Linked DNA regions of Homo sapiens: all the other regions are linked to region 1. Evidence: chromatin loops called from intact Hi-C (ENCODE). Cell type or tissue: PC-3. All regions are shown on one strand. Region 1 has its middle 77 kb from the start of SELENOP. Region 2 overlaps GHR (growth hormone receptor). Region 3 overlaps CCDC152 (coiled-coil domain containing 152). Region 4 overlaps OXCT1 (3-oxoacid CoA-transferase 1).

Region 1 (5,000 bases):
ATTTTCAGATAATAACAGGAAGTAGAAGAGACAGTCAGATGACCAGCATCAGAACAGCTCTGTAGCAAAAGGCACGTGAGAAAGGAACCATGCATATCCCAGTCTGAGTTTATCCTAGGATTTAACAAAGTGAAGAACAGAACACAGGAAAATTAGCAACATATCAGAGAGAGGGAAAAAAAAAAAAGATCAACAGAGAAATAAATAAAAACAAATTAAATCTGTGTTTAAAATTTTAAATTTGTATAAATATTTTAAGTAGTGATGCTTAGTTTCGGCATTCATTTCATATGCTGTTTCATGTTGTCCACATGAAGGTAAGTCAGATTGTTACATATCAAAATATGAGGGCACAGAATGGTGTGTCTGCTGCTGGATAGACACGGGTGAGTTGCTGGCTGCTGTCAATAGAATCACAAGAGAAAGGACAGTTGTTATAGTGTCTTTGCACAGACAGGGTGTGGCGCTCACCTGAATGGAGATTGGATTTTATGAGGCACTGACGTGGCTCCTGACGGTAAGTCAGATGTCTCACCCCAGCCTCGATGACCTCTCTCCCTCGTCATGCTCCTGCCTCTCCCTGCAGGAACTCCAGCCTCTTCTGTAATATCTAGCCCAGATCTTCCTTCTGGTTATGACTTCCTCAATGTCCTGATTTCCCACATGAAATGTCACAAAGCATTTTTTCTGATTTTTCTAATATAATATCTTTCCATAAAACAATGAATACCTCCAGGTCTAAATGTGGGCTGTGTGGCTGTGTGATACAGTAGCCCCTAGCCATATGTGGCTATTTAAATGTAAATTTATCAATATTAAACAAATTTTAAAATTTAATTCCTAGTCACAGTATCACATTTCAAGTGCTCACTATCCTGGTGGTAAAGGACTACTATATTGCACAATGCAAGTAGAGAATGTTTCTGTGAGACAAAATAGTAAATGTAAGAAGCTGTGTTTGTTCATTCTTGCCAGCAGAATTTCACATAATCCCTTGCCAGCAGAATTTCACAGAGCCCCTGACTTGGTGACTGAGCACAGCCCTCCAAAAGAATGCCTTGAAAACGATAAGAAGGGGAGAGCACAGATTCCCATATCTCCTGCCTGAATCAGTGCATTTTTTAGAAAAGATAAGTTCAATGATTCTGGTCCTTGCCTTTTTCTGTACAAAAAATAATGTACAACGGGATTAATGATTATGCCTCTGTAATCTATAACCAGATGTACCCTCACATCCAAACTTTGATGACATTTTGTTTGCTTGTAACTTCTGAGCACACGTAATGTAATTCCGAGCACATTTGATGTAACTTCTGAGCACATACTGAGCTGCCACCACCTGTATATAAGCAGTGGATTGAAACACTACTTTGGTGCAGTCTGACAGAAACTCCTTGAAAGACTCCTATGGGATTGCAATTCTCATTAAGTCCACAATTCTATTACCTCCAAAGTTCTTTTATATAGTACTGTCCTAGATTAAATGGCAGTAAATGTATGGGGTAAAAACAAACAAAAAAATTACTGAAAAAAATGATATGTTATCCTGCAAACAGTGAGGGATAAAAAGAACTGAAGATATTATCCTGAAGAATCCTGGAATATAAGAACTCGACCCAGAAACTGAGACTAGCAAATGACAAGGAATAGCGAGTGGGATAGAAAGAAAAACATAAGAATGTGACATCACAGATGCAGAGGAAAGAAGAGCTTTCAGGAAGGAAAGAGTGTGCAGTAATTTCAGTGCTGTTGAGAAGTCAAGTGAGATAATGATTGAAAGTATGCATTAGATGTAGTGATTAGGAAGAGATGTTGGTGATTTGAAGAAGAGAACCTTTTGAGGAATTGTGGGGGCATAAGCCGGACTGCAATGGGTAGAAATGTGACTGGGAAAGCGAAAAAGAAAAGGGCAAATATAGACAACTCTGCAAAAATAATAGTAATAATAATGGTTATGAAATACAGGAGAAATGGGAAAGTTGAAGAATGATACAGTCTAGGGTAATGGTTTTAATGAGAAAATATGACTACGTTACAAGTTAATACAAGAACTCTTTTTTTTTTTTTTTTTTTTTTGAGACAGAGCCTTACTCTGTTGCCCAGGCTGGAGTGTATTGGTGCAATCCTGGCTCACTGCAACCTCTGGCTCGCCTCCCGAGTAGCTGGGATTACAGGTGTGCACTACGACGTAGAGAGGGGATTTCGCCTTGTTGGCCAGGCTGGTCTTGAACTCCTGGCCTCAAGCAATCTGCCCCTGCTCAGCCTCCCAACATGCTGGTATTGCAGGTGTGAGCCACTGCACCCGACAAGTTAATATGAGAACTCTTCTAAGCAAAATGAAGTAAATCCTGTAAGCCAATATTTCACTGTAAGAATGGGAAAAGCTGGAAATTTAAAACTATCATATTTTTAGGGGATTTGGAGACCTGTAGAATCAAAGAGAACTAGATAAACTAAAATTCCAGGGGAAAGAAAACTGTTTCAAGATGAGTCAAAAATGGTCAGCCCATCCTCCCGCACCCCCTACTCCTGTCCCACATACACATAACACTTTAACAAAAAAAAAAAAGAAAGAAAGAAAATATTTTCTGAGGCTTTACTATACAAATTATCTCATAACCCATGTTTTCCTCTGGCTATGCATCCACCACCCTTACTGAGAAGATAAGGAATCCCACCTGGTCCTATGGCTCCACCTAGTGTCGCCATTGGGGAGCAATTTAACTGCCTTGAGACTAGCTACAGAGGTTGGTTGGGAATGATGTATTTGCTTTACTGTCTTGCCTTCCTCTTCTAGGAGATCATGATTAGCAGCCTTAAAGAAGAGTCTGTGATTAATTAGACCTGAACCTCTCCTCACAGGAAACGAGTGAGAACATTTTCATTCCAAAGGGATAAAAAGGAATCCCATATTGTGACTTGGGAGCTGGATATATAGGTAGCATATGAGAGGATCTGCATGGGAAAGGGGGTGAACTGCTTTGAGACGCAAACTTATGCATCTTTTCAATAACTTTTCTTTCTCCCTCTTGATTTAATGCTACTTTTGGTCTTGGGTGGAAAATTTCCCCACTAAGTATGGGAGCTGATGTCCAGAAAGGTCAGGAGACTGAATGTGACAATCCAGAAGGGCAGGAGTTAGCTCCTCCAAGGGTAAAATATGACCAGTGAAGAACAAGGACCAAGCAAATAAGTGACTTCTTTTTTTCTTCAGCAAGCCGTCCAAGGTATGGCTTTTCCTTACAATCCAGCTGGAGAAGCCCTGCACCAAGTAGCCACCTGCTGACTTCTTGGCTTGTGAAGGCAGAGGCAGCACAATGGCACCCATCACATCACACTGCTTAGTATCTTCCCTTCCCTCACCTCCGTCCCTCCTTTCCAATAACTGACCTGAGTGTGCACAACCCAAATGAGCCGCTGGCATCTTAATCCTAGCTTCAGCCTCTGCTTTCTAGAGAACCTGCCTAAAACACTCTCTCTCTATATATATATATACACACATATCTATATCTATAGATATATACATATGTATGTGTATACACATAGATATAGATATATATTTAGACAGAGTCTTGCTCTGTCACTCAAACTGGAATGTAGTGGTGCCATCATAGTTCACTGCAGCCTTGAACTCCTGGGTTCCAGCAACCCTCCTGCATCAGTCCCCTGTGTAGCTAAGACTACAGGGGCACGCCACCACACCTGGCTAATTTTTTTTTAATATATTTCTTAAAGAAACAGGGACTTGCTCTGTTGCCTAGAGTGGTCTCAAACTCCTAGCCTTAAAAAAATTCTCCTGCCTCAGCCTCCCAAAGTGTTATGATTACAGGCATTCAATGCACCCGGCCTATCTCTCTCTCTCTCTTTTTAAAAAATCTATAATAGTCTCCCCTCCACTTTTTCCTTAAAATGTATTTGTTAAAGAAATTCTGTTGTAAGTTTGACACTCTAGGTTTGACTAATTACATCCCCAGGGTGTAATTCTCTTGGCTGGTAGTTACAAGTGAAGCTAGATCAAATTGAAGTCTGAGCTTTTTTGGCAATAATACTTTTTAGATTGAGCCGGAGACTCATATTGTGTCATTTTATTGTCTGGTTGTCTCCACTTAGTGGTTTTAAAAGTGTCAGCCCAATCCATTTATTATAAAGTTCCCCATCAGATTATCACCTGATGATTTCAGGAGCCATTGAAGGACATTATCTAGATTCATTACTTCATTGGGGATTACAAACGGTGATATTATGATTTTCTCATTCCTTTATTAGATAGACTTCTTATAAAAGGAAGGACATTTTCTTATCAACTATTTGTTTATCCTGAAATATAGTTGTGCAAGAAAATCAGGATAAATATTTAATGTTTTCTTTTATTTACCAGTTTCCCAATAATTCTTTTGTGTTCTAAAAACTTTCCATGTGTACAATGAGTTATTTTGTAGTATCATTATGGATTTTCACATATTTAATATGTTTCCAATCATTTTCAGCTATATGGAGGAAGCAGCAGAGAAGGGCAAATTTTAAAAAGTGGAAGAAAACTGGTATGCATATTTTCAACCAAGTGAAAACGTCAAGGAGGTTAAAGTAATCAACTGGGTCAAATGCTGCTGAGAGGTCAAATAAGGTAAGATGAGGACTTGAAGCTGGTGACCATACATTTAAAGTGAGGTCAGTGGGTATGGTGGGATGAGTTTTTTGTTGTTGTTGTTGTTGTTGTATTTTTTTGTTTGTTTGTTTGTTTTTTTCTTTCTTTTTTTTTTTTTTTTGAGACAGAGTCTTACTTTGTCGCCCAGGCTGGAGTACAGTGGCATGATCTTGGCTCACTGCAACCTCCACCTCCTGGATTCAAGTGATTCTCCTGCCTCAGCCTCCCAAATAGCTGGGATTACAGGTGTGCACCACCATGCCCAACTATTTTGTATTTTTAGTAGAGACAGCGTTTCACCATTTTATTTCAGTGCTCCGAAATTATCCTAGCCTGCATGCAAGAATGAGTAAAG
Region 2 (5,000 bases), 230 kb before region 1:
GCTTGTCCCAGAGTTTGACTCAGTAGCCTGAGGTGGAGTTCAGGGGCTTGATGTTAAAAACAAGCTACCCCAGTGGTTTTGCTGCAGGTGGACCAGACTCCCAAGACCACATTTTGCAAGCACTGGCATTTAGGAAGAGCACGTACCTACTCTAGCAGAGTTTATGCAGACTATGATTGCAGCCTAGTTTGTGCAGACTATTGATTGCAGCCACTTGGCAAGGCTCTATAAGAAAAAGCGAGCCAACATGTAAGTAAATTATCATGGCCTTGAAACTCCTCATCTGAAAGGGTTTCCTCTCATCCCCTCATCCCCTTGTGTCTGCCCCTGAATGCCAGACTATCTTCTCCAGCCCCAAGTCAACCTCTCATTTTTAAGCCATTCCTCATTCTCCTATATAGTCCAAAATAGCGAATACATTTTTAGGAATTCTCTTGCTTTATGGACGTTCATCCAAAAATATTTCATTATGAGAATAAGTGCTTAGCTTATCCTGTAGTGTCTTTCTGCTCTAATATTTGGGCCCTTCCTTTCCACATAGTTGCATTTTCTTTGACGGGCAGATGCTGCTCCTTTAATATTTTTCACACCTTTGTGCTTCTAACAGAGCAATTATTTCAGGATGAGGGCACTTGGAGAGCTGTAAGAGGATAAGGAGCCCAGGGCTCTGCCTTGGATTTGTGTACCTAAATGTTACCTAATTAGATAAACCTGAGGAAGATGTGGAAGCAAAGTAGAATGGAACAGAAAGTGTTTGAATAATAAGAATTTGGACATTGCTGCTCCGTGGTGACATTGGCAGACTCTAAGCCTCTTGCCTCATTTTATTCATTCATGTATGACGGGGTTATGCTCAGTCATAAGTCACTAAAATTTGTATTCTACATCCCATTAGTAAAGTAATTTTTGAACACATGATACATATGTTTACATATTTGTAAGTTATATATATGTACAAGGTTCTAATATATTCTGTTCATTGTCAAACATAAAATATATATAAATTTGGTTTAATATAAAATATAAAATTGGCATTAGTAGACACTGTCTACCGAAATGAGACACTGTCTCATTTCTGAAAAAAGCACAATGTATACTAAGTTAAAGGTTCATTCTTAACAGCAGTAGGAGTAGATCTTTATTTCAAATAGTCTTTGGGATAATTTCCTATTTTGGAAGACAGCTTATCAGATTTGGTTAGAGTTGATGAAAGCTTATTCTAGGGTTAAGAAAAGTATTAGCCCAGCCATTTTCTTATTGTTGATTTGGGCTTGCATAATTAGTTTTACCTTCAGTATGAAGTTTCTTTACATGAATCTTTTTAACTCACTTATTTGTTATACAATTATTAGTTAAATCAATTTTAAATCAGTATAATCTATCCACAAAATCAGTCATACAGAACCTGCAAAAAACATGTTCTAACATGTTACATGAAGAGGTAACTAAAGATACTACAAACAACCCCTCTGAACGGTAACACTCCCACTCTTCCTGCAAAATTCCTCTCATAGCAAATGCAACATGTGACTCAGACACAGGCTGACTGAAGGCTTTATGCAACTCTTACATGCTCAATATTAGAAAACTTTCATTTGTTTCCTATTTTATATAAACAACACATATAAATAAACATTTTAGTATCTTCTCATTACCCAGTGGATTGTCTTGCATGGTCCATTTTGAAGACAGTAAACTGTAGCCTCTATTTTTATTTAATTTCAAATACCTGTTTGCCAATATTCACAGCCAGCTCTTGTTAATGTTCTTTTCTGTCCTGTGAATCCTGATGTCGTATCTTGCAACATCACCTCTAAAGCCTATCTTTGCACTCCTGTCCATCCCCCATTCTCTATTATTATGCTGCCTCTGATGGCCAGAGAAAAAAATCTTGAAAATATATATTGTATTGCCCTACCTGGCGAGGAATCAGCAGTTATACAATTCAAAGTTGCAGCAATTCACCACATTGTTTAGCACCCTACTATGTGTAAGGAGGAAGCTTGATTTAAAAAATATATACAATCATGCCTTCTTCAAGAATGTTTTGGAGCATGCAAGAGCTTAATGCTCATGGACATTTACTTTATTCCAGCAAATTTAGACCCAATCTCTGTGTAGTTTCATTTTGTTTTCCATTTCCTGATTAACTGACTATATATCTAGCTACTTATTTGCTGCCATCTAGTGTAATAAAGTATGTTGATTATACAAGGAATTTTGAGCCCATTATGTAGTTGAATATCAGTACTCAAAATGATTCTTTTTTTCTGGTTTCTTATAAGTTTACAAAATGCCTAGTCAGGGACCTTTCTTATCACTGTAACCCTGAACATGGTCTTAATCTTGTGTCATAGAATCTAGGGCTCAGGATCAACCTTCGTTCATTTTCTATAAATGTGACATTTGGAAACTGGGTAGGGGCTTAGCAGTTGGTGGATATGAAGTAAATATATAAGAGTAATCATTAAGAGATCATCTCAGTTTAGTGACCATGATTTTTTCCTCATGGAGGCAGCAAAACACAGCATGGATTCTTACCAGTAGTGTGACCATGGGCAATTTATTTCTCTCTTGGAGGCATCATTTTCTTCATATCTAAAATGAAATGGTAGGTCCAGGTGACTGTTAAGGTCTCTTCTAGCTCTAAGAGTCTGTGTCTACATATAAATGATTTTCTCTGCCAAAGTAGTGTTTTTAGAGTCCTTTTTAATGCCAGAAATGAATACGGCTTCTCTAGTTCTTCTAAGTGGCCATCTATCCTTTGGTGATGGTTAGAAGTAAGCAGAGATCCTGGCTAGAAAGAGAGAGAGGAAAATGTGGACCATGATTTTATTCCTTTTATTCTTGAGAGTTGTCCAATGGGATATTGTCCACTAGTGGATAAGTAGATACTTGCCAATATGCACCTGACCTCTTCTCTTCACTCATAATGGGAATTTAGAAGTATAATACCTGTTATAATCAACTTCCTAATCTCTATCCCTTTTTTGTCACTCTATTTCCTACTGTAACTTCTCTATGAAGTACTATAAGTCTACAGTAACATACTGGTGTTTCCCTTTCCTTATGAAGTTTTATATAGCTACTCCAGTATATCCTAAAATGTTCCTTTTTCTTGCTTTTATAGTGGAGTCTTGCTTGTTGGCCAGGCTGGCCTCAAACTCCTGAGCTCAAGTGATCCTCCCACCTAATAGTAGCTGGGTATTCTTCTGAGTAGGTGGTCCTAAAATGTTTTATTTTCAGCTTATTTCATAGGTATAAGTCTTATTTTCCCAACCAGGCTGAAAACTTTTCAGAATCAGGACTTGTCTTTAGTTTCTCATTTTTTATGAGGGGATGTGGCATTATTGCTTAGGGAATTCAGATATTTCTGATAATAAAGATGCTTTTCTGTTTGTTCATATAAATTAGGGTAAAAGAGGAAGTACAAAACTATCTCAAATCAAGTACAGGACTCTTAATTATTACTAGCTATCTAACAGCTCATAGAAACCGATAAGTTTCTGAACCTAATGCCAAAAAAAAGCAACCTTACCATAAAAAGAAAATCCAAATAAAACTGAAAGAGGCAGTGGGCAGTGCTACCTATGGGAAGAAAACTTTGAAGTGGGAAAAATCTGGATTCACATCCCAGCTTTGCTACTTATTACCTTTGTGTTTTGGCTAAAAATTATCTAACTTTCCTGAAGTTAAGTTTCCTTCTCTGTAAAATGAGGGTTATAATAATATATACAGCATACTCCACAGAAGAGTTGTGAAGATGGAATGAGAAAGCAAATGGCAAAAACTTAGCACAAAGTAGGAGCTCAATCAATCATGGTTAAAAAGAACTTTTATCCATTGTTATTTTTGCTTATATACAGTAAGAATTATCCAATGCAAATGTAATCAGAGCATCTGCAATTGAGCTTTATAAAGTGAATTATAATTCTCATACCATAGTGGTTCTCATCAAGGGTGATTTTTTTCCCCCCAGGGGACATTTGGCAATGTCTAGAGACATTTTACTTGTCACACTGGAAAAGAGGGGGTGCTACTGGCATCTAGTAGGTAGAGAGTAGGAATGATGATAAGCATTCTCTAATGCACAGGACAGCATTCCACAGCAACAAATGATCTGATCCAAAATACCAATAGTGTGGAAGTTGAGAAACCCTACCATAAAGCCTAGGGAGTCCATTACTTCTGACCTAAATTTGTTTTATATTTAAGAGTGGATGTGGATTAAAAGTAGCTTCCATTTTGGTAGGTTATGAAGAGAGTTGTCTAATCTGTGCTTTAGATTCTAATTTTGAGGCATATTTTTAGGCTAAGGCATTGCAATATATAAGGCTTTCTAAGTTTCAGACATTTTCTTGGAGGTCAACAAATGAAGGCTTGGGGATCTATTAACCCACTAGAGTAGTGTAATAATGGTGGTGGTTGTTTATTGAAGACTAACCAAGTGCCAAGTACTCTATAATAATCTGATTTATTTTTCAGCAACTGTATAAGCAGGTATTTTGCTCTCATTTTACACAGGGGAAAACTGGAGCTTAGAGAACTTATGTAACATTACTAGCAAGTTGCACAGCTGGGATTCAAACTGAAATCCAGCTAGCTTCAAAGACTGTGTTCTTTCTGCTGCTGCATACTACCCCTACCTACCAAGGCTCTGAGATTAGAAAGCAGGATGGGTGTGTTTTAAAGGAAATAAGGTAGGAAAGTTTTCAAATATTAGAAACTCTGCACAAGAAGATTAGGTCAAGTTTCCCACTGAGGGGCCCTTGAGTATCTATGAACTCGATGAAAACTCTGAGCTTCTCAGGAAGGTAGACCAAAGGGAAAGGATTCATCAAAATGGATGTTAGCACTATGCCATGTGTATTACTCCATCCTCACACGGCCAAAAGGACATACCTGAGACTGGGTAATTTGTAAGGAAAAAGAGGTTTAAAAAAGTTCTCTTCGATGGCCAAATAGGAACAGCTCCGGTCTACAGCTCCCAGCGTGAGCGA
Region 3 (5,000 bases), 120 kb before region 1:
TTCTCTATTCTGTTCCATAATCTACATGTCTTTTTTTTTTTAACAGTGCTGTACTGTTCTGATTATTGTAGCTCTATAATATATTTTGAAATTAGGTAGTGCAGTGGCTCCAGGTTTGTTCTTTTTACTCAAGATTGCTTGGGCTATTTGAGGTCTTTTGTGTTTCCATATGGATTTTAAGATTGTTTTGTCTACTTCTGTAAAGAATGTCATTGGCATTTTGATAGCGATTGCATTAAATATGCAGATCATTTTAGATAGTATGGACATTTTAATAATATTCTTCTAATCTATTTATCTGTGTCTTCTTTCATTTCCTTCATCAATGTTTTATTACTTTCAGTGTACAAGATTCTCACCTTCTTTGGTGTACAAGATTCTCACCTTCTTTGGTTAATTCTTAAGTATTTTTATTGCCATTATGTATAGGATTGTTTCTTAATTTCCTTTCCAGATATTTTGTAATTTGTATATAGAAATGTGATCGATTTTTATATGTTGATTTTGTATACTGCAACTTTACTGAATCTGTTTATTAGTTCTAATAGGTTTTCTAAGTATATAGTCATGTCATCTGCGAATATGGATAATTTTCTTCTGTTCTGATTTGGATGCCCTTTATGTCTTTCTCTTTCCTAATTGCTCTAAGATTTCCAACACTATGTTGAAAAGAAGAGGCAAAAATGCTAAACACACTCCTGAACAATCATTGAGTCAAAGAATAAACCAAAGGAATTTTTAAAGTATCTGAGACAAATGAAAACACAACATACCAAAACCTATAGGATACAGCAGAAGACATTTTAATGGGGAAGTTTATGGCTGTAAAGCCTAAATTTAAAAGGAAAAAATATATATATATCCAATAAGTAATCTATCTTTACACCTCAAGGAACTAGAAAAAGAACAACAAATTAAGCCCAAAGGTACTCAAAGGAAAGAAATAATGAAGATTATAGGATAAATCAATCAAATAGAAAATAAAAAACAACAGAAAATTTAACAAAACTAGGAGTTTGTTTTTTTTGAAAAAATAAACTAAATTGACAAATGCTTGGCTACACTGAAAAAAAAAGAAAGATGTCAATATATAAAAGCAGAAATGAAAGAGAAGACGATACAACTGAAATCCTAGGGGGCGTGAGGAGGATAATAAGGGACTATTAAGAGCAACTATATGCCACCAAACTGGATAACCTAGAAGAAATAGTCAAATACCTAAGAATATACAACCTGCCAAAACTGAGTCAGAAATAGTCGGAACACACCAATGACAAATAAGGAGATTGAGTAAATAATCAAAAATCTCCCACCAAAGAAAAGCCCAGGATGAGGTGGCTTCATGGGAATTCTATTAAACACTCAAAGAAAAAGTAATACCGCTTTTTCTTAAACTCTTTCAAAAAATAAAAGCAAAGGGAACACTTCCAAACTCATCCTATGAGGCCAGCATCACCCGGACACCAAAATCAGACAAAGACACTGCAAGGAAAGAAAATTACATCCCAATATCCCTGATAAACACAGACTCAAAAATCTTCAATAAAATACTATCAAATAAAATTCAACAGCCCATTAAAAAGATCATATATCCTAACCAAGTGGGATTTATCCCTGGGATGCAAGTATGGTTCTGTATACACAGATCAATCAATGTGATACACCATGTGTTTTCTATTTATTATCAAAATGAATAGAAAAAAACACATGAACACCTCAATAGATACAGAAAAAACATTTGACAAAATTCAACATCCACTCATGATTAAAACTCTCATGAAATAGGCATAGATAGAGAAGATAATAGGCATGGAAGGATCTTGCCTTAACACAATAAAGGCCATAGATGAAAAGCTCACAGCTAACATCATAATCAATGGGAGAAAACAGAAAACTTTCTCTTTAAGATCCAGTACAAGGCAAGTACAAGTTTTAAAATAGCCTTTCTTGGCCGGGCGCTGTGGCTCACGCCTGTAATCCATATCCTGGCCAACATGGTGAAACCCCGCCTCTACTAAAAAAAAATACAAAAATTTGCTGGGCGTGGTGGCACATGCCTGTAATCCCAGCTACTCGAGAGGCTAAGGCAGGAAAATCACTTGAACCAGGGAGTTGGAGGTTGCAGTGAGCCGAGATCGCACCGCTGCACTCCAGCCTGGCTGCAGAACGAGACTCCGTCTCAAAAAAAAAAAAAAAAATAGCCATTCTTAAAAATGAATATTGTATGATGTCTCTTGCAAATAAATGATGACTCATTGAGTTCACTTTCCCAATGCTTTTACAAGCCTTGATTGAGCAAGGTAATAGATAAGAACTATCTATATTTGACCATTTTCATCCAATTGATTGCCAAGATAGTATGATTAATCTGCTTATTTAAGCTACCCAGTGGTTTCCTTTCCAATAGCTCTTTTCTCTCCTTAACAGGAAACGGTTTTTCTTTTTCAGACATTCACCCTTCATTCACTTAACCATATGCCTCAGGGGAAGCTGATCGCATCCAAGCTCCAAGGGAGTTCTTTTGGAATAATTTTCCTCTCTCCCAAGAGATGGACTATGTTCTTCTGGTTGTTATAAGACTGTATATAATGCCTAAAATTGTTTCAGATTTCTTGTTTCTAGTCTAAAAATCATGCCAGCAGGATGATTTTGGAGGATAGCAAGAAAAGTAAACTAAAAGGATCTGGTTTTTTGGTAACATTATTGAGCTGATTAATCAATTACCCTTTGGGTTTAAGAGACTTTTCAGTTACAATGAGAGAAATGCTACCTTCCTTTAGTCTTATCAATGAATCTTTTCAGTAGGGACTTATGGATTATGTAAAAGATAATTCAATGAGATGTAGAAAAAAATTGCAATTCTTATTTATCTTTATTTTCATCTGAAAATTCAAAGCCAGTCATCTTACAAAAATTTAATAACTGGGATAATATTCCTTTTTCTATCTATAAGTTAATTATATGTCACGCATGATACACAAGGTTCTTTCTCTGAGGAGAATGGGAGTTCTAAAACTGAACAATTGCATGTTTACTTTTTCCCCTAGTTTCAGTGTATGGCCATGTAGTACAGTTTATATGTTTCTGGATAAGAGGATTGATAGATAAAATTAGCTAGTTCTAATCAAACTAATCCTTTCAAAATGGACAAGTAGTTTTAAAAAATAAAACATATATTGAGGACAATAATAATTACAATAATGCAAGCACAAGCCAACAATAAGAAAGTATCAGAGCTGTCACTTCTCCTACCCCCATACAAGCTCTTTATCAGGCATATTAAGTTAAAAAGTAGTGAAAGTCTGTTAGACTTGAAAAAATGTCAGCCAACAGTGGCCAATTAACTGATTTTGGAAAATTAATTTATGGAAAAACCATTGTATCTTTAGAAATGGTTCCACCATTAAGCAACTTCAGGGCTGAAAATGTGTCCCTTTTAAGTATTCTCACTTGCACATAAAACTTGGAAATAGAATTCTAACTTTAATGAAAATCCTTCAAACGTACCTCATCTTTCTGGTAAAACATATAAGGATCTCAGAAGTTGTCACGCCCTGCTAACAACAAGTAAAACATTGAGCAAACTGAAAAATCAACAATTCTTAGACTTTTGATCAGAGAACTGAGGTCGCAGGACAAACTGATGCATCTAAAATTGGAGACAGGGAGGCAGACTCAGAGAATCACAACTTAACAAGAGCAGAAACCTCCCTGTTTGTCAGGCTAGGAAACCCTAAAATGTAATTTTGATGAATTGCAGATGGCTCATTGTAGTCAAATCTAAGAGATTAAAAATTTCAGGGGACCCAATCCCATAGGAGAGCCCCTATAGTTTTGTAAGTTTTACCTGTGAGAGCTCTACTAAGATCTCACAGTTAAGATATGAGAAAAATTCCCTCATGTTGTTGGCTGGAGGAGAAGAAAAGTAACCATTTTGAAATAATCCACAGCTTCTGTTCTTAACAAAGCCTGACTTGAAAGAAGCTATTTTATCTGAGCCTAAACTACTGGGGTTTTAGCCGAGGATAAGCTGCCTTAGGGGAGGAAAATATCCTATTTCAGCTCCCCCTAGCCTTCCCAACTCTAGCCCATTCTAGCCATCCCATCTCACCAAAGGGGAGAGGGACTAAGAAGCATGTGGGTAACTCACAGTCCAAAGACACAGGCTTACTGAAAGACTGAGACCTAATCATAGGACTATAGAATACTTCTCCTTCTGCAACACCTTAGGCGTTTTTACTGGTACTTGGTCTTGAGCTTTGTACAAAAAATTACAAGGCACACTAAAAGAAAAAAAATAGGCAGTTTGAAGAGACAGAGAAAGCATCAAAACCAGACACAGAAATGGCAGGGATATTGGAATTATTAGACCAGAAATTTTAAAAAACTACAGTTAATATGCTAAAGGCTCTAAACAGTGTAACACAAATGAAGAATGCCTTTGTTGGACTCATTAGTAGACTAGACATAGCCTAATGAAAATAATTTCTCAGTTTCAGGAAAGATTCTCTGAGCTTGAGAATATGTCAATAGAAACTTCCGAAACTGAAATTTCAGAAAAAAAAAAAAGACTAGGAAAAAAGTAACAAAATATTCAAAAACAGTGTAATAACTACGAAAGCTGTAACAAACACTTAATGGGAATATCAGAAGAAAAATAAAGAAAGAAAGGAACAGAAGAAACATCAGAAGCAATAATGACTGAGAATTTCCCCTAATTAATATCAGATACCAAACCACAGATCCAGGAAGCTCAGTGAACACCAAGCAGGGTAAATGCTCAAAAAACTACCCATAGGCATGTCATATTCAAACTGTAGAAAATAAAAAACAAAGAAAAAATTTTGAAACAAGTGAGGAAAATTATTTACCTATAGAGGACCAAAGATAGGAATTATACCCAGCTTCTTCTCAGGAACCATGCAAACAGTAAAGGAGTAGAGTGAAATATTTTAAAGTGCTGAGAGAGATAGAATAAAACACCAACCAATAATTCTGCA
Region 4 (5,000 bases), 1.0 Mb before region 1:
ATAACCAACAGAAATGCATACTTAGGTTCATCACAAGACATGTGCAAGAAAATTCATAGCAGCACTGTTCATTATGGCCAAAATTGGAGCCTCCCAAATGCTCATCAGCAAAATAGATAATTGTGGCATACTACATAATGAAGTGGGGTATAGCAGTGAGAATGACTCATCTATAACCATCAGTAACAATGGTTGAATCTCACAGAATAATGTTGAGCTAAAGCCAGACACAAGATTATACTCTGAAATATTCCTTTAATATGATGTTCAAAATCAGACAAAACAAATCTATGAGAATCAAAAGTAAGGCTAACGATTAATATTGGTAGTGGGAGAAGAGAACAGCGACTGGAAGGAGCAGGAAGAGGGCTTCCTGGGGTACTGGTCATGTTCCATTTATCTATCTGGGCATTGATGACATGGGTGTGCAGCTTGTAAAACTCCATCAAACTGTATTTATGAGATGTTCACTTTTCTATATTACTCCATACTATGCTTCAAGAAAGCCTTTTAAGAGACAGAAATGTAGTGATAAGGACCAGAGTGCTTCCTAGAAACAGAAGTTTTTATTTACAATCTCTCCCTCCTAATTCCTTTAGTGCTCTGATGGTTCCTTCCCTACAGAGCTTGTGTCATCTACACAGTTCATTCATCTGAAACTCCGTTACTGAGTGCTTATTCTACCACAGGTTTGTTAATTCATCTAAAACTCCCTTACTGAGTGCTTATTCTATCCCTGTGTCAGGCTCTGGAGCTACAATCATGAATAAGACCTGGTCCTGGGCAGCTTTGAAACTGAGAAAATAAACACGTAACCTATAATTACAACAGAGGGAGAGACATGCTAAGGGAATTAGGCACAAATTGTGATAATTCTGAAAATGGAGAACCCAACTTTTGGGGAGGAGAAAGATAGCAGAAAAAATCTTACAGGAGGTGGCACTTACACAGACATAGGAAAAAAGAAAACATCTCGAGAACAGTGTGTGGGGTGGAGGTGTAGAGAAAAACAGACAGATAGACAGCTTTGCAAAGATGCACTCAGGAAACTACATGTTCAGTGTTCCTGGAGTATGGACTGAGGGCAACAGCATGTGGGAGGGGAGAAGGCAGGACCAGTTGTGATCAGCCTTGTGGGATTTCATCCTGAAAGACAGGAAGTCCCTGTAAAAAGTTTTAAGCGGAAATATAACAGTATGATTAGCTGGAAAGCTTGAAAGATGAAAGGCCGGGATATCAATGAAGAGGCTCGAAGTAGTCCAAACAACCAACAGTGAGAGTCTGAGCAGTGGGAATGGGAATGGAGAAGGGAGAAATCAAGAGGGTCTTTGGGGGAAATAATTCATAAGACTTGTTGCCCATCCTGATGAAGCTGCAGACCCACTCCAGAATTCTGGCTTTGGTGATGGAATATAAAGAAAGTTGGTTGGGGGAAATTAACAAGCACTAGTGACGCCTACTTACTTGATCTGGAAAGGTGTTAAGTATGTGACAAACCACTGACATTTCTCCTGATGCCACCTGTTCTCCCAACTTCATTCCACTCTCCACTCTCATACTCCTCACACCGACAAGTGACCACTCCAGCTCAGCTGATTCCTTCCCAATTCTCAGAATTTCATTTCCAAACCTCTTTCCTACCCCCGGCACTCCTGACACAATGAACACTTCAAAGTGTCTAGGTAACAGGTAACTGTCAACCTCCTACTCAACGTGTTTTGCACCCCTAGCCTTCAAATGCTGAATCTGATAAGATTTCCCATCCACCATGGGTAGAAAAGAAATAGCTGCATGACTTACTCTCACTTGGTTCAAAAGAAAACTAATGCCTAAGTAACATAAGCATTTTCAAGAGTGTACTTTTGAGCTAGAATGCCCGGCAAGTTAAGAATACATTTGTCCACTAGAGGTCACCAGAGGCCTAAGGATTCCGTTGTTCAAGGGCTGTCTTCCCATTACTCTCAATGCACACAATGCCTTCTGAGTTTTTAACCTACTCCTAGTACCTGGCTAGGTCCCCACAATTCTATTCCCCCAAATTCAACTCCACTGCAGCCTTCCCATCTCACCTCATGGCAGGCTCACCTTACAGATCCTCAGCCCAAAACTAACGCAGCGATCTTTGACTTCTCTCACAAACTCCACATTGAATCTATCAGGAAATCCTGATTCCCCCTTCAAAGCCTATTCAAAATCTGGCCATTTCTCACTCTCTCCTTGGTACTCTGCACTATCTTGCCAGGGTACTGCAAACCCTCCCTGCTTCCCCTCCCACACAACATGGCAGCCAAAGCAAGCCATATAAAATGTAAGTCAGAACATATCACTGCTCTTGCTCACACCCTTGTGATGGTACTTTCATTCAGAGTAAAATTAAAGGTCTCCGGAGTGGCCTGCAAGGTCCCATGTGATCAGTTGCCCTTTGATGTCCCCAACCTCACTCCACCCATTCTCCTTTTGGCTCACTTCTCTTCCTCTCCTGGCCTCACCATCCCTCCAACATCTGGACCTCAGATGGCTGCCCTGTAGACTAAATTGAGGGGTCCCCTTGCCCTCTGGCTTCTGATTGGGTTCAGCCACTCTGACCGGGTTCACCCAATGGGAGGCACCATCAAGAGGATGTGGGTGAGGGGAAAATGTTGGGATTTATATTCCTCTGGCTCTCTCCCTGAGAAGTTACAGCCTATTGGATAACCCCCTCCATAAAGCTTTCTTCCAGGTCCTAGTAACAGCTCCCTGCCTTCACTCCTTCAGACCTGGGGCTGGTAACAGCACCCCTCCAATACAAATTCCAGTGTTCTTTATTACTCATTTTTCCCTCATCCCTGACCATTCCACTGAAAAGGCTCCCTTTGGTAAACTCCTCAACCACTCAGAAAATTCAATTACGTTTGATATCATCTACAGCCCAGACTAATAAAGTTGTAATAAAATAATTCATGAAGGTAGATATGATCCATTTTACTTTCTGTAGTTTAAAATATCTGAAACTCCTACAGGCCCATAGTAAAGCCAGAATATAGTTGGACACTGATTGACTTGGGAATTTTTCTAACTACTGTCTTCTGGATCTCTTTGGCTTTTCAACCCATTACCCATTTTAAGTTGGCTCTATTTGGAGATCACATCTCTTTATTCATTTGTTAGCTCTGAGAATCATTGTTTATATGGGCTTTGCTTTGTTTTTAGACTAGTATCCTGGCATAGCAATCAAGCAGTGCATAAGACGCTAGCCCCAGGTGCACTACCTGACCAGTTCTTCAGGTCTTGAAAATGCTGTCAGCTTACAATGAGAGTGTTTCTTGCCACATACTTTACAACCCAAATTTGGCAAGTGTATATCTTACCTATTATCAGACATTGATGATAAAAAATTAGTAAGACAAGTCCCTTACCTATAAAGGCTTACAAGATAAAGAAAAATAGATGTGATCTTTTGCAAATGGGGAACATATCATTTCTAATAGAGACATGTATATTAAACCATCTTATAGCTCTTTAATACTAAAGACAATGCTGATAAGACCTTCAAAAAGATGGGTGCTTTCCTTTAGTAGCCAACATTTTTTAGCATACTAAAGAGAGATGTGATCTTTTTCCTGCATCATAACAAACCTGGGTTTCAAACATTTTGGTGACTAGAAAAAGTCTAAGGCCAAGAATTCATTAATGAGACACATTATTATAAAGCAAAAAGATACCGCATCAGAGACAATGTTCTGGAAATATTTCCATGCTCTGAATCTGAAATTTAATTTGCTGATTTTCTGAAATCTCATTAATTGGCAATTCTTGTCAAAATAAGATAAACAAAAATAAAGTTGGGATCACTTACCAAGTTGTATTTCTTTTGTTTACTTTTCATTTTAGACATACTTAAATCTGGATTAGATAATTATATTTAATATATCAAGAGTACCAAAAACAAAATGCTTCATTTAAATATAAGGCTAATTTATGACATACAGTAATTTCCCCATCCCCCACCCAATCTGCAGTTTCATTTTCTATGTGGTTTCAATTACCCAGTCAACTGCAGTCCACAAATATTAAATGGAAAATTCCAGACATATAAAATTCATAAGTTTTAAGTTTTGCACCATTCTGAGTAACGAGATGAGCTATCATCATCCTACTCCATCCTGCCCGGGGTGTGAATCCTCCCTTTGTCCAGCACATCTACACTGTATATACTACTCTCCTGTTCTTCACTTAGTAGCCATGATGGTGATCAGATAGATTGCTGCAGTCTTTGCTGTGCTTGTGTTCAAGTAGTCCTTATCTTACTTAATAATGGCCCCAAAACACAAGAGTAGTGGTGCAGGCAACTTGGATATGCCAGAAAGAGGTCATAAAGTGCTTCCTTTAAGTGAAAGATCTAAGTAAGAATGAATCTTTTATCCATTAAATTTCAAAGAAAGAGAAAAATATCTGCTAGTTTTGCTGTCATATCTCAAACTGCAAAAGTTATAGCCACAGAGCATAATAAGAGCTTAGTTAAGATGGAAAAGACATTAAATTTGTGGGTGGAAGACAAACAGAAATACATTCCCATTGACAGCAATTGGGTTGAGTATTAGCCATGATTTCAGAACACAGGCCCCTCGAATAAGGGAGGACTTCTGTAGTTACATGAGACAAATGAAATCTTTCATGAGCTGAGCACAGAAGTTCAAGTATACATCCCAGGAATTGGTTAGCCCTTCCCAGACAAAATAACTAAATCCTAGGGAATGTCCATAATCAGCTCATGGCCTACATCTGATTATTAACTCCTTCAGAGCTGCAGCTTCCTCAACAAAGAACAAGGGCACAGCAGAGGGGTCACTGCCTTTATCTTGAGGTTCAAAGTCATTGGTACACAACCAGACATTTTAGAGTGATAGACTGACCATTGGGCTCTCAAAAAACTATTATACCTGACTAGTATAGTAATATATATATATATATATATATGTAATATATATATATATATATACACACACACACACACAAGTAAT

The links. A loop is a pair of places that touch in the nucleus more often than their neighbours do. Peaks named below come from ENCODE experiments on the same cell type or tissue, not always from the same donor. Only the 100,000 strongest peaks of a DNase experiment are listed, where the experiment ranks them.
Region 2: a loop joins it to region 1, with 5 times the contacts of the local background. A loop is called at or near these places in 7 of 110 quality-filtered maps.
Region 3: it touches region 1 in a loop (6-fold over the local background); 40 of 110 quality-filtered maps call a loop at or near these places.
Region 4: a loop joins it to region 1, with 4 times the contacts of the local background. A loop is called at or near these places in 50 of 110 quality-filtered maps.

What each region holds. Positions count from the first base shown.
Region 1 is chr5:42,886,820-42,891,819 of GRCh38, forward strand. No RefSeq gene overlaps it. Among named protein-coding and RNA genes, the nearest start is that of SELENOP, 77 kb to the left of the region's middle. RefSeq lists an enhancer at 34-1,233. In PC-3, a CTCF peak has its summit at 2,692 (motif pointing left); DNase peaks (open chromatin) are centred at 492 and 2,692; H3K27ac peaks cover 1,980 bases.
Region 2 is chr5:42,654,680-42,659,679 of GRCh38, forward strand. All of the region lies in intron 3 of GHR (growth hormone receptor), which reads left to right. Among named protein-coding and RNA genes, the nearest start is that of CCDC152, 100 kb to the right of the region's middle. In PC-3, a CTCF peak has its summit at 2,176 (motif pointing left); no DNase peak of the experiment used is centred here; H3K4me3 peaks cover 432 bases.
Region 3 is chr5:42,770,469-42,775,468 of GRCh38, forward strand. The region is part of intron 4 of CCDC152 (coiled-coil domain containing 152); the gene reads left to right. Among named protein-coding and RNA genes, the nearest start is that of CCDC152, 16 kb to the left of the region's middle. In PC-3, no CTCF peak of the experiment used is centred here; a DNase peak (open chromatin) is centred at 2,433; H3K4me3 peaks cover 1,397 bases; H3K27ac peaks cover 1,837 bases.
Region 4 is chr5:41,854,931-41,859,930 of GRCh38, forward strand. The region is part of intron 3 of OXCT1 (3-oxoacid CoA-transferase 1); the gene reads right to left. Among named protein-coding and RNA genes, the nearest start is that of OXCT1-AS1, 13 kb to the right of the region's middle. In PC-3, a CTCF peak has its summit at 1,897 (motif pointing right); a DNase peak (open chromatin) is centred at 1,921.